3 separate regions of the Homo sapiens genome follow, and all the other regions are linked to region 2. Evidence: read pairs that join two places in POLR2A ChIA-PET (ENCODE). Cell type or tissue: OCI-LY7. All regions are shown on one strand. Each heading gives the region's core, and the rest is flanking DNA. Links, peaks and the distances in the headings are about the cores only. Region 1 overlaps APAF1 (apoptotic peptidase activating factor 1). Region 2 has its middle 13 kb from the start of SNORA53. Region 3 has its middle 4.5 kb from the start of TRW-CCA4-1.

The links. Peaks named below come from ENCODE experiments on the same cell type or tissue, not always from the same donor. Only the 100,000 strongest peaks of a DNase experiment are listed, where the experiment ranks them.
Region 1: POLR2A ChIA-PET joins it to region 2 with 5 read pairs; 2 of 35 experiments call an interaction of 5 or more read pairs at or near these places.
Region 3: POLR2A ChIA-PET joins it to region 2 with 5 read pairs; 4 of 35 experiments call an interaction of 5 or more read pairs at or near these places.

The regions. Positions count from the first base shown.
Region 1 is chr12:98,675,699-98,683,498 of GRCh38, reverse strand. It overlaps APAF1 (apoptotic peptidase activating factor 1), which reads right to left. Exons shown (of 27, transcript NM_181861.2): 13 at 5,948-6,074; 14 at 3,097-3,222; 15 at 225-356. Among named protein-coding and RNA genes, the nearest start is that of APAF1, 34 kb to the right of the region's middle. RefSeq lists an enhancer at 4,701-5,272. In OCI-LY7, for the core only: no CTCF peak of the experiment used is centred there; no DNase peak of the experiment used is centred there.
Region 2 is chr12:98,610,737-98,614,736 of GRCh38, reverse strand. It overlaps a transcript of IKBIP not described here. Among named protein-coding and RNA genes, the nearest start is that of SNORA53, 13 kb to the right of the region's middle. RefSeq lists an enhancer at 1,739-1,928 and a silencer at 3,880-4,000. In OCI-LY7, for the core only: a CTCF peak has its summit at 1,892; DNase peaks (open chromatin) are centred at 1,566 and 1,856; H3K4me3 peaks cover 696 bases; H3K27ac peaks cover 1,177 bases.
Region 3 is chr12:98,506,484-98,511,101 of GRCh38, reverse strand. No RefSeq gene overlaps it. Among named protein-coding and RNA genes, the nearest start is that of TRW-CCA4-1, 4.5 kb to the right of the region's middle. RefSeq lists an enhancer at 2,190-2,733. In OCI-LY7, for the core only: no CTCF peak of the experiment used is centred there; no DNase peak of the experiment used is centred there.

The DNA.
Region 1 (7,800 bases), core at 2,072-6,071, 67 kb before region 2:
TTGGAGTCAGCTATGCCTGAAGCCATGCTCCCTCTAGACTTTTCAGTTACATGAGCCAATAAAATATTTTTAAGCTATTTTTTTTTTGCTTCAGCTAATATATTATTGTAGTTTCTATCATTGTGACCAGAAAGTCCTAATAGTAGTATACATAAGAAAATCAAAGGAGATACTCTGATGTACGAATCAAATTTATCTACCTAATTCTCAATATCCACACTTACTTTGAGGAAGCAGTCACTTGACCCAGTGGCTAAGAGAAGATGATGACTACTGTTGGTGAAATGGCAGCAATTGACTTGCTCTGAGTGCTCATCATAGGTGTGTACTAGTTCCCCAGTCATAGAATTCCAAATCTAAAGAGAAAAGAGAAAAAATTTACAAATATCCATTATTTTCAAAGGGAGAACAGAGGGGCAAAGCAATGTCCATTGCTTTGCAAATGCTATCTTATCCTGTCATAGCAGATTTTCCTAGTTGGACAAGATGCTAATGAAACCTCTCCCCTTTCTAAAATATGGCAATATTTTGCCTTAATGTTTAAAAAAAATTATTTGCAAATATACATATATGTACCTATAGCATAACTAGAGTGTCATGAACACATGACATTTCTTAAGGGCAAGATTTCACATGTTTATATGAATGAAAGCAGGCAGAGAAGTGCTTTAAAGAGGTTAGCATAATAGATTTCTGGTCAGAAGGGTTGAGCCCAAGAGCTGGCTCTACCACTTATGACTTGTGTGTCACAAATCCCTAACTTACCTGCATCTCAGTTCCCTCTTCTGTAAAATGGGGATATCTATACCTCTCCCACACAATTTAAGATATCAAATGAGATAATGAACATGACAAGTGTTCTATGGACTTCAAGGTACCATATAAATAAGTAAAGGCAGATTGCTTAGTTAAAAAAAATAAAGGTTTTATAGTCTGAGAGAAACCCAGCTTTCAACCCTATTACTGTTCCCAGTTTAATGTAAGCTTGAGCAAGAGACTTCATCTCTGAATCTGCGTCCTCTTCTGTAAACGGGATCGACACTTAACCCTGCAAGCTGTAGCAGGAAATTGATAATGTAATATGACAAAGTGTGTAGTATTTATAGCCTCTTATAGTGTTCAGTTTTCAGTAAAAAGTAATCATCAGGCCGGGCGCGGTGGCTCACGCCTGTAATCCCAGCACTTTGGGAGGCCGAGGCGGGCAGATCACGAGGTCAGGAGATCAACACCATCCTGGCTAACATGGTGAAACCCCGTCTCTACTAAAAATACAAAAAATTAGCCAGGCGCGGTGGCGGCCGCCTGTAGTCCCAGCTACTCGGGAGGCTGAGGCAGGAGAATGGCATGAACCCGGGAGTCGGAGCTTGCAGTGAGCCGAGATAGCGCCACTGCAGTTCAACCTGGGCGAAAGAGCGAGACTCCGTCTCAAAAAAAAAAAAAAAAAAACAAAAAAATTAATCATCATTCTAGTTACTATGTAAGACAACTAAGCAGTCTATGCCATATAACAACAAACAAAAGAAATAAATTACCTAATGAACCTTCACTGGGATTTTGACTTTTTAGAGGTACTAATGTCCTTTGGCATTTCCTTTGTATGTTATCAAAGCACTGATTAGAATCCCCAGAGGTCCAGAGAGTTTATCTTATTTTAAAGTTCTTTAATAGGTATTTCTACCTCTGGCTTAGAAAACAGAAACTCATTATTATTTCCTTTTACTCCATGTAGCTCTGACTTTAGAACTGCCCTCAGTGGCCACCTCCAAGTCTGACTCAGAGTCAGAGTAGACACTACAGAGTGAATTAACTGTTGGTTAAGCCACGAGTCCAATCTATCAAGAGGTAGATTTTTCCAAGGTCTCAAATTTAGTCTGGACATTCCATAGCCCTCTTCCAGTAGGTGAAAACTTCAGGAAAACACCCAAGGCAAATTTCTTGCCCACTCCACCTAGCTACATCCAGTACTCCAGATTTAACCCCTTTGAAAAAGGGTTAAAGTAAGGTCTGTCTTCCATATATCAGTGATAACCCCCACAAGCCTTCAGTTTCTCTTGAATTCTATATTAGTATAAATGCTCCTGGTAGAAGCCAAATTTAGGAACAAGAGAATACTTAACAAAAATAAAAATTACTCTCTGGCGGGGCACAGTGGCTCATGCCTATAATCTCAGCACTTTGGGAGTCAAAGGCAGGCGGATCACTTGAGGCCAGAAGTTCAATACCAGCCTGACCAACATGGCAAAACTCTGTCTCTACCAAAACTACAAAAATTAGCTGGGCATGGTGGTGCACACCTGTGATCTCAGCTACTCAAGAGGCTGAGGCATAAGAATCAATTGAATCCTGGAGGCAGAGATTGCAGTGAGCCGAGATTGTACCACTGCACTCCAGTCTGGGTGTCAGAGCAAGACTCTGCCTCAAAATAAATAAGTAAAAATTACTCTGTTTACTTTTCTCTATTTATGTTTTTAGACCAGTAACGTAATTATTAGTTTGTTCATCCACCTGGTTTTCCACTGAATATATAAGCCAGTTCATAAGCAAATTAAAAAAATTGGGGTTGCATTTTAAAATTGTATCTTACAACAGGAATCCCCAAGTTTGTGCAGCAACACTCCTAATCACAATGCACTCAAAGATTTCAACTGATATTTAACCCATGGACTTGTCTATTAATGGAAGACAAACTCACTAATTTGTCATTGCTTTTCCCCACTGCTTGTTTAATCCTGAGGTGATCAACCTAGGCATTTTTGCTGGTGTTTAAAAATAAAGAATTTTCAGGCCACGCACAGTGGCTCATACCTATAATCCTAACACTTTGGAAGGCTGTGGCAGGAGGATCACTTGAGCCCAGGAATTGGAGTTTACAGTGAGCTATGATCATGCCACTGCCCTCCAGCCTGGGTCACAGAGCAAAATCCTGTCTCTTTAAAAAAAAGTAAAGAATTTTCAGATAGTGTTAATTTACAATGAATCAGGTTAGTAGATCAACAGGTGAGAGTCCTTTAACTCTACTTACTCTGGTCTCATGATCATGGAAAAATAAAATGAATTCTGTTGTGATTACAACTCAAGAGGAAAAGATTTTCCTACCTTCACTTTTTTATCCACTGAGCAGGTTGCTATAAATCTGTCATCTGTAGAGAATGCACAACAAAGCACTTCATCCTCATGAGCCTTGATTTCTAGAAGTTTCTCTCCTGTTTCAGCTTTGAACACCTGCACAAGTAACAATAAAATATTTTTTATAATAAACTGCTTAACTACTGGTCATCATTCAATAAAAATCTTTAAGTGAGTTTAATCATTGTCATTTTGCAAAACAGAAAGGAACCTTGGCAAAGCTACTCCCAAAATCAGAATTTCTGTCAGAATGTGTATGCCTTCACATAACTAGAGAACTATTCACTGTTACATGTTTGTAAATATCAATGAAAATGTTACAGGATCTTTGGGGTGTTGATTTTCTGGCCAGAAACTTCTGTGGCCGGTGGCGCCTTTGCCCAAGTTTTGCTTGGGCCCACTGGTCTTGTTTCACCCACTTGGCCTGACAGGCTGCATTCAGCTCACACTACCAGCCTGGGTCCCAAGCCTGCCAAGGGCGAGTCAGGCGTGGAACAGCGAGGCGTGTGTGAGTGAGCGTGGGGTCCAGCCACTGCGCACAGACGTGCTGACTGCTGCAGCGGGGCAGGCAGCTCCAGGTGCCAGCATGGGCTCTGGCTCTCTGTGAGGCTGTGGCTGGACCAGGCACACCACAAGCAGCTTACACGCTGGCACCGGGGAACACGGTGGTGCCCAGAAGCTTGGAGATGCCAGGAACCGCGGGGCCCCAAAGAGGGAGTCACAGCCCTAGCTTGGGGAGCTCCCAAGTCTGGGCTCCCCGAAGGGCCGCAGCTTTTCTTTACTTATCTTCACTTGCAATGCGGCAAGCAAGGGGCATGTCTCAGCCCTGTTTGTGTTACAGCTCTTTTAGCCTCACCATTCAGTGGGATCCCAAGTTCTTGTCCTACAACCAGGAAGAATGTGGTACGCTGACAGGTGGAAGGTGAGCAAGACAAACAGGAGCTTTATTGAGCGATAAAATAGCTCAATAAACCTGCGGGGGGCAGCTCCTTTCCACAGCTCAGGAGAGGGTAGCTCCTCTCTGCTAGGCAAGTCCTCCTGACAAGTGTTCAGCTATCAGCAGAGAGGGTAGCTCCTCTCTGCAGCTGGTCCTCCTGTCATCTGCACAGCTCTCAGCAAAGAGGGGGCACTAGAGTGGGTTGCTCCTCTCTGCAGCTGGTTGTCCCAGTGTCTGCTCAGCACTGGCTAAGCCCGAGGCTTTTATGGGCTTCAGAAGGGAGGAAGTACATGCCAACTGGTCCATGGGCAGACATGGGCAAGCCTGGAAAAGGCACTATAAGTTCCCACTCCAGTCCATTCAGTCCACACCAGCAGCCCAGCCCCCAGTCTTCAGGCCCTTTGTGGCCTGAAGGTGGGGCCTCATTGGTGACCCGCCCCCTTCCACCCAGGAACCTGTCTGCCTCCTGCTGCCATGAATGGCACCCAGGCTGTAGGTGCCAAGGGGAGCCTGCAGGCCAGTATCAAACTGCCCTCAGCACCCCCTTGGCTTCCCTCCTATGCTCATCAGCACCCAAAGTCCGGAGGGGGCCGAGGCGGCAGGGGGCTGGCATGTCAGCACTGCCCCAAGCATGTGCACATCTGGCCGGGCTGCAACAGCACCCAGGCTCAGCCCCAGCTTTGCTCTAAGATCAGAGTGGGTGCCAACAGTAGGGAGAAGTCAGGCAGCGGGAGCAGGCACTTCCAAGCCTACAAGGGCAGGGGGTCCTTCCAGGTCCCCCAAGAGTACAGGGATGCCTGAGTCTGCAGCCACCGCTTGGGCAGCTACAGCTGCACCAGGGGGAAGGGGTCCTGCCTGCTCTGTGGAGCCGGAGGCCCGAGCCTGCAGCTGTGGTTTGGGCGGCTACAGCTACACCCAGGAGGGCAGGGCTCTGGCCTGCTCCATGGAGCGGGTTCCCAGGTCCACAGCTGTGGCTTGGGCGGCTACAGCAGGAACCAGGAGCTCCTGCCCCAATTCAGAAGGGGTAGGGTTCCTGCTTGTCCCCAGCTACCGCCAGCTCCACAGAGCATGCAGCCCCAGCTGCGCCTCCCTGCTGCAGCCAGCATGATGGCAGCAGCCACTCCAGGCAGCCCGCCGCTGCCATCAAAAAGAAGTGTCAGAGCACAGCTTCAGCTCTTGAGACTATTTTGGCAAATTCTTAACAATCAAATAAAACATTTCATTTAATATGCATTCTCTCTGGAACTCAAAAGCCAAGATTAATAAAATTAGTAATAAAGTACACATATAGACATAAGCTATGGAGTCATAATCTTGCAAAGACTAAAAGTATCCTAAATACAAGTTTTAACTAATTTCATCATGTTCTCTGCAAAATCAAAAGGCAGAACACAAACATAAAGAAAAGTACTCATTAATATTTTCTGAAAACAAAGGGAATCTTAAAGGAAATTCTTTAAAACAACTTAGGAAATAGTCTAGTCCAGTTCCTATTTACAAGAAAAAAACCTATGCCTAAGACTTTGATAAAATAGGTATTTTCCTAATCACTGTTTTTTAATCACAGCCCTATTCCCTGTGCTATGAAGCCCTACGTCTTCTAACAATTATTTCCTCACTACCCTTAGCTGACAAATGGATGGCTGGGAACTGACTGGCAGGGTAAAGGGCACTTCCTTACCACCTGTAAGTTTAGAATTAGGAAAACATGTAACTGTATCTTTTAAATCTCTAGAGAAACCTTTAATAAAATGTTCAAGAGAGCTGGATTCCTCTGTTATTTCTAAGTTGCAATTTTCTTGAATTTTAGGATTTAAACATATTCTGATCTGCACAAAACTGGATACATGCCTCTTTGCATTTTTCTCAAGAGATGTGTTTTACCTGTAAGGTTTTATCAGCTCCACAAGAAGCTATTCTCTGACCATCCTCAGAAAAGCAGGCATGGTAAACAGCATCTGTGTGGGGGCGGACAACTAAGCGGGAAAGATTCGTGATGTTTTTTTTGTTTCTAAATACAGGGAAAAAATGAACAGAAATTAAATAAATGAGAGTAAAAGTAACTATTTTCTTTCAGTACTAAAATAAACTGTCTTTTAACATGGTTATGTTCCCCAAAATACAAAATTCTTAAAATCAGATTACTAACATGCAAATGACAGCACAGATCACCAAAAGAAAAAAAATAACAAAAGTAGCATTTGTAAGAGAAATGTTACCCTTTATCAAGCAACCTGTCACGTGTTACAAATGTCACTGAGTTGGAAGAAATCTAATTAATCAAATTAATCAAATCTAGTTAATCAACATGTCACTTTCCATTTTCCTTTGATACATTAATAATGATACATGTGCAGATAAATCATTATATAAGGATACCTTCAAAAATTCTCCATCTCTTTTTTAAAATAAAAATCATAGCAAAATGCTCATTTCCTAACTGAAGGAAACACCCACCATTATTATGATGTACTTTAAAGCTGCTCTTCTCAGCCAGGCGCAGTGGCTCATGCCTGTAATCCTAGCACTTTGGGAGGCCAAGGTGGGTGGATCACCTGAGGTCAGGAGTTCAAGACCAGCCTGGCCAACATGGCGAAACACCGTCTCTACTAAAGATAAAAATTAGCTGGGTGTGGTGGCACGTGCCTGTAATCCCAGCTACTTGGGAGGCTGAGGCAGGAGAATCGCTTGAACCTGGGAGATGGAGGTTGCAGTGAGCCAAGATCGCGCCACTGCACTCCAGCCTGGGCGACAGAGCAAGACTCCATTTCAAAAAAAAAAAAAACTGCTTCTCTCAAACTACAATTATTCAGACATACCAAAAAGATAAAGCAACATCATATTCTTTGTATCTCAATCTAATGAATATCAACTATTCCACCAGTATAGATATTATATTACTGCTCATAGTATCTAAAGTATAAAGGGGCCAGGCATGGTGGTTCACACCTGTAATCCCAGGACTTTGGGAGGACGAGGCGGGCAGATCACTTGAGGTCAGGAGTTCGAGATGAGCTTGGCCAACATGGTGAAACCCCATCTCTACTAAAAATACAAAAATTAGCAGGCATGGTGGCACACACCTGTAATCCTAGCTACTCGGGAGGCTGAGGCATGAGAATCGCTTGAACCCTGGAGGTGGAGGTTGCAGTGAGCCAAGATCATACCACTGCACTCCAGCCTGGGTGACTGAGGGTCTGTTTCTAAATAAATAAATAAATAATAAGGTGTAAAGGAATGTAATGTATACTTAAACCAGAAAAAACTATTAGTGCAGTGACAGAATTTCATATACGTTACATCCCTGTCACTTTGAGTACAAGTAAATATGTCAAATAGTATTGTGCTTATTTTAGAAATCAAGGGTTGGCAGTCAGACAAACCTAACCTCATTTCTAATACTTATTAGGTGTGTAAATGAGCAAATTACTTAACCTAACAAGTTTTTATTTCTTCATATGTCAAATGGAAGTAATGGTATCTATTCTAAACAGCACCCGACACATAAAGGTGCCACTACTATCATTCTTCAAAAAACTTAACCACACACAAGACAGATCAAGTGATAAAAGTGAACACAAAGGTAAATCATATTTAGATCCTGCCTACAAAGTATTACACTTTAGTAGAAGTGATAAAACAAACAAGTACAGTTGTTCCTCAGTATTGATGAGGGATTGGTTCTAGGACCCACTACAGATACCAAAATCCATGGATGCTCAAGTCTCTTACATAAA
Region 2 (4,000 bases), core at 1-4,000:
ACATAAGGCAGGGCGTGGTGGCTCACGCCTGTAATCCCAGGCATGGATTTAGGAGGCCGAGGTGGGCAGATAACCAGAGGTCAGGAGATCGAGACCAGCCTGTCCAACATGGTGAAGACCCGTCTCTACTAAAAATACAAAAAAAGTTAGCTGAGGTGGGGGCGGGTGCCTGTAATCCCAGCTACTTGGGAGGCTGAGTCAGGAAAATCGCTGGAACCCAGGAGGTGGAGGTTTCAGTGAGCCAAGATCGTGCCACTGCACTCCATCCTGGGTAACAGAACAAGCCTCTGTCTCAAAAAAAAAATTAAAATTAAAAAGAAATATAAAATTTAAGATGAATTTTAAATGGTAAGCTTCTAATACATTTAATCATTGTGATATTATATTTTCTTATAGTGGCAGAAATCTGAAGCTATCATGGAACAATTGAAGTCTTTTCAAATAATTGCTCATCTAAAGCGTCTACAGGAAGAAATTAATGAGGTAAAAACTTGGTCCAATAGGATAACTGAAAAACAGGATATACTGAACAACAGTCTGACGACGCTTTCTCAAGACATTACAAAAGTAGACCAAAGTACAACTTCCATGGCAAAAGATGTTGGTCTCAAGATTACAAGTGTAAAAACAGATATACGACGGATTTCAGGTTTAGTAACTGATGTAATATCATTGACAGATTCTGTGCAAGAACTAGAAAATAAAATAGAGAAAGTAGAAAAAAATACAGTAAAAAATATAGGTGATCTTCTTTCAAGCAGTATTGATCGAACAGCAACGCTCCGAAAGACAGCATCTGAAAATTCACAAAGAATTAACTCTGTTAAGAAGACGCTAACCGAACTAAAGAGTGACTTCGACAAACATACAGATAGATTTCTAAGCTTAGAAGGTGACAGAGCCAAAGTTCTGAAGACAGTGACTTTTGCAAATGATCTAAAACCAAAGGTGTATAATCTAAAGAAGGACTTTTCCCGTTTAGAACCATTAGTAAATGATTTAACACTACGCATTGGGAGATTGGTTACCGACTTACTACAAAGAGAGAAAGAAATTGCTTTCTTAAGTGAAAAAATATCTAATTTAACAATAGTCCAAGCTGAGATTAAGGATATTAAAGATGAAATAGCACACATTTCAGATATGAATTAGTTTGACATTATTGAGATTAGACTAAGGTAATTTTTTTAATGGGACCTCTCATGAGAAGACTGGTAAATCAAAAATAATGATATTTTGGAGCAAAAGTCATTTTATATTTAATCCTATTTTGTACAGTAAAAATAAAACTTTAAAACAGGTTGATTTTCCAAAATAAATATGCTAAAACCTATTTTTGCAACTTTACATAGCAAGAACTTTATCCATCCTTCTGACATACATGTTGTTACCCACACACACACACACACACACACACACACACACACATAGGAGAAGCAGAATGTGCTAGTTAGCATGGGGAGATCTCGAAGGGGCAGGATCTGAATCCCCACTTGCCCTCTCTGGCTGCCAGGGAGCCCAGCATGTGTGTTTAGGGACCTAACTGAAGGGACCCCTCAGGGGACAGGGCTGCGGCATTCATTATCCAGTTAGAGGAAGAGAAACTAGAAAGGTCACAGTGAGCTGCAGGGGAAAAAAAATAAAAGCCTATCTGGGTCCTTCATGGCTTTAGGAAACAGGGAAAGGAACAGTAGTGTCTCGGTCTATTTGGGCTGGTGTATAATAGTATAGCAAGAACTTTAGGTAGCCTGTAACTAACAAATTTATTTCTCACTGTTCTAGAGGCTGGAAAGTCTGAGATCAAGGTACTGGCAGATTCAGTGTCTAGTGTGGGCCCACTTCCTGGTTCATAGCACCTTCTAGCTGTGTCCTCACGTGGTGGAAGGAGCAAGCAGCAATCTGGGGCCTCTTTTATAGGGGCACTAATCCTGTCCATGAAGACTCCTACCTTATGACCTAATCACCTCCCAAATGTCTCACATTGGATTTCAACGTATGAATTTTGGGGAGACACATTCAGGCCATAGCAAGTAGGTTACTTAATAAAAGGGGCTGGAAAGTGGCTTCTAGAGCAAGGGTTGTGGGGGAGGGTGTAGATTGAAGGGGGCTTGCCAAGCCTCAGACAGACTCTGCCTCAAAGCAACACAACTCGTCTGATGAGGATGTGACCAGAAGTAGCCAAAGCAACTAGAAGAGGAGGCCCTAAATCTGGGCGCCGTGGCTCACGCCTGTAATCCCGGCATTTTGGGAGGCCGAGGCGGGTGTAACACCTGAGGTCAGGAGTTTGAGACCAGCCTGGCCAACATGGTGAAACCACGTCTCTATTAAAAATACAAAAATTAGCCGGGCAAGGTAGTGGGCACCTGTAATCCCAGCTACTCGGGAAGTTGAGGCAGGAGAATCGCTTGAACCCAGGAGGCAAAGGTTGCAGTGATCAGACATCCCACCATTGCACTCCAGCCTGGGAGACTGGGAGACAAAGCAAGACTACATCTCAGGGGGAAAAAAAAAAAGGGGAGGGGGGAGCTCTAACAGCATTGGCAAAAGTTTTATCAATTCCAATTACATAAAACTTTAGAAAATGCAAAATAATCTAAAGTGACAGAAAGTAGATCAGTGGTTGCCTGTTGCATTAGGATTCTCCAGAGAAACAGAGCCAATAGGATGGATGGATAGACAGATGATTGATAGGTAGGTAGGTAGGTAGGTAGGTGGGTGGTGGATGGATGGGTGGATAGATTAGATAGATAGATAGATAGATAGATAGATAGATAGATTCTAGGAATTGGCTCACATGATTATGGAGGCCAAGAATCACACAATCTTTCATCTGCAAACTGGAAAACTAGGAAAGCCAGTGGTTTAATTCAGAGTGAGTCTGAAGGCCTGACAACCAAAGGAAGTGATGGCCTAAGCCCTCGTGAAAGACCAAAGGCCCAAAACCAGGAACACTGATGTCTGAGGGCAGGAGAAGATAGATGTCCCAGTTCAAAGAGTAGCAGATTCACCCTTCTGCCTTTTTTCTATCCAGGCCCTCAATGGATGGGATGATGCTCACCCACATTAACGAAAGTGATCTTCTTTATGCAGTCTACCAAGTCAAATGCTAAGCTCTTCTGGAAACACTGTCACAGACACACCCAGAAATAATGTTTTACCAGCTATCTGGGCATCCCTTAGCCCAGGCAGCTTGAAACAAAATTATCCATCACAACTGTAGATAGAGATGGAGACAGGTATAGATTACAAAGAGCCACAAGGAAAAGGAGTGAAGGATGTTTATTATCTTCATTGTGATAGATATATGTCAAAACTCATCAAAGGGTACACTTTTTAAATTTTTATTTATTTTTATTTTTGAGACAGGTTCTCACTTTTTCACCCAGGCTGGAGTGCGGTGGTGTGATCATGGCTCACAGCAGCCTTGACCTCCTGGACTCAAATGATCCTTCCACCTCAGCTTCCTGAGTAGCTGGGACTACAGTCTCAAGCCACCATGCCTGGCTAATTTCTTTTTTCTTTTTTTCTTTTTTTTTCTTTTTTTTGGTAGAGATGGAATCTCCCTATGCTGCCCAGGCTGGTCTTGAACTCCTGGGTTCAAGTGATTCTTCTGCTTTGGCCTCCCAGAGTTCTGGCATTACAGTATACACTTGAAATATTTGTGTTTATATGTGTAATCTCTCATCAATATATGTTTTTAAGTACACTATAATAACCTAAAGTAAACCCACACAGCATTAGCCCCAGTTTCAAATGCCTAGCGTGAAGGATATCCAGATCCACAGAGCTGGTCACCTCAAAAATAAGAGTTTATGAATTCTGTGTGTTTGTTGTTGTTGTTGTTGTTGTTGTTGTTGTTGTTTTGAGACAGGGTCTTATTTTGTTGCCCAAGCTGGAGTGCAGTGGCATGATCATGCCTCACTGCAGCCTCTTGTCTCCTGACCTCAAGCAATCCTCCCACTCAGCCTCCTGAGTAGCTAGGACTACATGAATTCACCAC
Region 3 (4,618 bases), core at 1-4,000, 100 kb after region 2:
CACTTGAAGTCATGAGTTCGAGCTCAGCCTGGCCAAGAAATTAAAAAATTAGCTGGGCCTTGTGGTGGGCGCCTGTAATCTCAGCTACTAGGGAGGCTGAGGTAGGAGAATCGCTTGAACCCGGGAGGCAGAGGTTGCAGTGAGCCGAGATCGTGCCACTGCACTCCAGCCTGGGCGACCGATCAAGACTCCATCTTAAAAAAAAATAATAAGAGGGGCCAGGAGCGGTGGCTCACACCGGTAATCCCAGCACTTGGGGAGGCCAAGGCGGGCAGATCACATCAGGAGTTCGAGACCAGCCTGACCAACATGGTGGAAGCCCCTCTCTACTGAAAATACAAAAGTTAGCCGTGCCTGGTGGCATGCGCCTGTAATCCCAGCTACTTGGGAGGCTGAGGTGGGAGAATCCCTTGAACCCGGGAGGCGGAGGTTGCAGTGAGCTGAGATGGCACCATTGCACTCCAGCCTGGGCAACAGAACGAGACTCGGTCTCTCAAAAAAAAAAAAAGTTTAGCTCCCTTAAGCCATTTCTGATAATTTATTCTAAAGATAAAATCAAATGTGGAATTCATTTATAAAGGTATTTATTGCTTCATTTATAATGGTGAAAAAAATAAAAAATCTCTATCTCCAATAGTAAGGAATTGGTTGTTTATGATATATCCATATGACAAAATAATGCACAGTAGTAAAAAATCATGTTTTGACATTTAAGAATATGAGGCTGGCTTGGTGGCTGTCACCTATAATCCCAGTACTTTGGAAGGCTGAGGTGGGAGGATCCCTTGAGCTCAGGAGTTTGAGACCAGCCTGGGCAACATAGGGAGACCCCAGTCTCTACTAAAAATAACCAAAAATTAGGTGGGGCCGGGCACGGTGGCTCACGTCTGTAATCCCAGCACTTTGGGAGGCCGAGGCGGGCGGATCACCCAAGGTCAGGGGTTCAAGACCAGCCTGGCCAACGTGGCGAAACCCTGTCTCTACTAAAAATACAGTAATTATCCAGGTGTGGTGGTGGGCACCTGTAATCCCCAGCTACTTGGGAGGCTGAGGCAGAAGAATCACCTGAACCTGGGAGGCGGAGGTTGCAGTGAGCCAAGATCTCGCCATTGCACTCCAGCCTGGGCAAGAGCGGAACTCAGTCTCAAAAAAAAAGAAAAAAAAAAAATTAGCTGGCATGCTGGTGTGCTCCTGTACTCCCAGCTATTGGGGAGGCAAAAAAAAAAAAAAAAAAAAGAAAAGAAAAGAAAAAAAATAATATACATCAAAGTGGAGTACTTTCTCTTGGATAGTGAGGCACAGGTGATTCTTATTTTCTTTTTATTTATATGTCTGTATTTCCCTAGATTTCCACAATGAACACATATGATTTTAAAACCATATTTTTCTTTTTAAGTGAGAGTGCTAAGTTGGAGAACCATTTGGCTTATCAGAATTCAGGTCTGCATTTCAATTCTGCGTGTCCAAAAGCTCAATTTTATTAGTTCGTCCAGAATACATCGCTCTGTAAACCAAGAGAATCGGAGACAGGTCTCAATCAATTTAGAAAGTTTATTTTGCCAAGGTTAAGGACACACCCATGACACAGCCTCAGGAGGTCCTGACGACATGTGCCCAAGGTTGTGTGGCACAGCTTGGTTTTATACATTTTAGGGAGACATGAGACATCAATCAATATGTTTAAGATGTACAATGGTCCCATCCAGAAAGGCGGGACAGCTATTAATACAAGTGGGGGTTGGGGGGCTCCGGGGTGTTCCAGGTCATAGGTAGATAAAAGACCAATGGTTGCATTCTTTTGAGTTGCTGATTAGCCTTTCACTGAATACACTATTTACAGGAATAGTCACTTATGTTAGTCTGGCTTAGGGAAACAAAAGGGCAATCAGATATGCATTTATCTCATATGAGCAGAGGGATGACTTTTTAAATCTCTATCTGTCCTTTGTCCACAAGGAATTTCTTTGTGGTCAAATTGTGAGGGAGGTATATATAGCTTTTTTATCTTAGTAGCTATCTTTTTTTTTAGGAGTAGAATGGGAGGCAGGTTTGCCCTAAGCAGTTCCCAGCTTGACTTTCCCTTTGGCTTAGTCATTTTTGGGGTCCTGATGTTAGAGGGGTTTGAATCACAGCACCTCCATGTTGAAAAAAGGGTGGGTAAGGCCGTGCACGGTGGCCCATGCCTGTAATCCCAGCACTTTGGGAGGCCAAGGTGGGTGGATCACCTGAGGTCGGGAGTTTGAGACCAGCCTGATCAACATGGAGAAACCCTGTCTCTACTAAAAATACAAAATTAGCTGGGCGTGGTGGCACATGCCTGTAATCCCAGCTACTCAGGAGGCTGAGGCAGAAGAATCGCTTGAACCCGGGAGGCGGAGGTTGTAGTGAGCCAAGATCGCGCCATTGCAGTCCAGCCTGGACAACGAGCAAAACTCCGTCTCAAAAAAAAAAAAAAAAAAAAAAGAAAAGACCTACTGGGCTGCATTCCCAGACAGTTAAGGCATTTTAAGTCACAAGACGAGATAGGAGGTCGGCAGAAGATACAGGTCATAGGCCGGGCACGGTGGCTCACGCCTGTAATCCCAGCACTTTGGGAGGCCAAGGCAGGTGGATCACGAGGTCAGGAGTTCGAGACCAGCCTGACCAACATGGTGAAACCCTGTCTCTACTAAAAATACAAAAATTAGCTGGGCGTGGTGGCGCGTGCCTGTAGTCCCAGCTACTCAGGAGGCTGAGGCAGAAGAATTGCTTGAACCTGGGAGGTGGAGGTTGCAGTGAGCTGAGATTGCACCACTGCACTCCAGCCTGGGCGAGAGTGAGACTCTGTCTCAAAAAAAAAAAAAAAAAAAAAAAAAAAGACACAGGTCATAAAGACCTTGCTGGTGAAACAGGTTGCAGTAGCCTGCCAAAACCCACCAAAACCAAGATGGCGATGAGAGTGACCTCTGGTTGTCCTCACTGCTACACTCCCACCAGCACCATGACAGTTTACAAATGCCATGGCAATGTCAGGAGGTTACCCTATATGGTCTAAAAAGGGGAGGCATGAATAATCCACCCCTTGTTTAGCATATAATGAAGAAATAACCACAAAAATGGGCAATCAGCAGCCCTCTGGGCTGCTCTGCCTATGGAGTAGCCATTCTTTATTCCTTTACCTAATAAACTTGCTTTCATTTTATGGACTCGCCTTGAATTCTTTCTTGTGTGAGGTTCAAGAACCCTCTCTTGTGGTCTGGATTGGGACCCCAGTAACACCGAGATTTTTCTTTCACAGGACTTAAGTAACTAAAATACTCTCAGAAAAGAAAGCAAGGCTATTAAACAGGTGAAATAAATGCTCAGAGCATTCTATAGTAGTGGATAAGTCCTCTTGCAAGAATACATGAATAGACATTTCTTAGTGAAATAGAACAAATCCACAGAGCTGTCTTTTCTAGACAGGTCCATGTTTCAGTTCAAATCCTGACACTTCATAGCTCTTGATAGCTCTTTGTTTCCACCTTTCCTATAAAACTCTTTCCGTATATCATCCCTATATCATGAGTATAGAAGATTAAGTTAAAAAGTGTTGGATTTGCAGTCATTTCAAAGTTATAGAAAGTCATCAGATGGAGCATTCTAAAAAACTACAGATGTCCAGCCTTGGGAAAGAATCTGGGACCTGGGAAGTGACAGTTTTAGAGCCATAACAGTATTAATAATGACATGTATAACAGCTTCAAAAACATTTTGATGTATTTTATCTTATTTGATCCTTTTAACCTGTGGGGTAAGTAGGACGTCTAGTCTTGCCTTGCTTTATAGGCCGGAGGTCCTCAAACTTTAGCTTGCATCAAAACGGCTGGAAGGTTTGTTGCTGTGCCCCACACCCAATTTTCTGAGACTGTAGGTCTGAGGTGAGGCCTGAAAATTTGCATTTCTAACTTATTCCCAGGATGGTGGTCCAGGAACAGTTCTTGGCCATTTTTTAGTCTTTGTGAAGCTGGCTGGATTGTCTTAGTCATGAATTATAGTTCTGCATTGCCCTCAGAATAAAATCTAAATTAGTTGGAATGGCACACTGATCCTGTATGCTGACGCCTATTTACCTCTCCAGCCATTCTGCAGAACTAGTAGTTCTTGACGGAAGCTGTATTCGTTTGCCAGGGCTACCATAATAAAAGTAAACAGATATTTATTTTCTCAGAGATCTTGAGGCTAGAAGTCTAAGATCAAGAGGCCAGCAGGGTTGGCTTCTTCCTAGACCTTGGCTTGTAGATGGCTACTCTCTTGCTGTATCCTCACATGGCCTTTCCCCTGTGTGCACACATCCTTGGTGTCTGTGTGTCCAAATTTCCTCTTATAAATATGACACCAGTCAGACTGGATTAGGGCCCACCCTAATGGCCTCATTTTTACTTAATAATGTCTTTTTTTTTTTTTTTTTAAAAGAGAGTCTTGCTCTGTCACCTAGGCTAGAGTGCAGTGGTGCGATCTCGGCTCACTGCAACCTCTGCCTCCCGGGTTCAAGCAATTCTCCTGCCTCAGCCTCCCGAGTAGCTGGAATTATAGGCACCCGCCACCGCGCCCAGCTAATTTTTCTATTTCCAGTAGAGACAGGGTTTCACCATGTTGG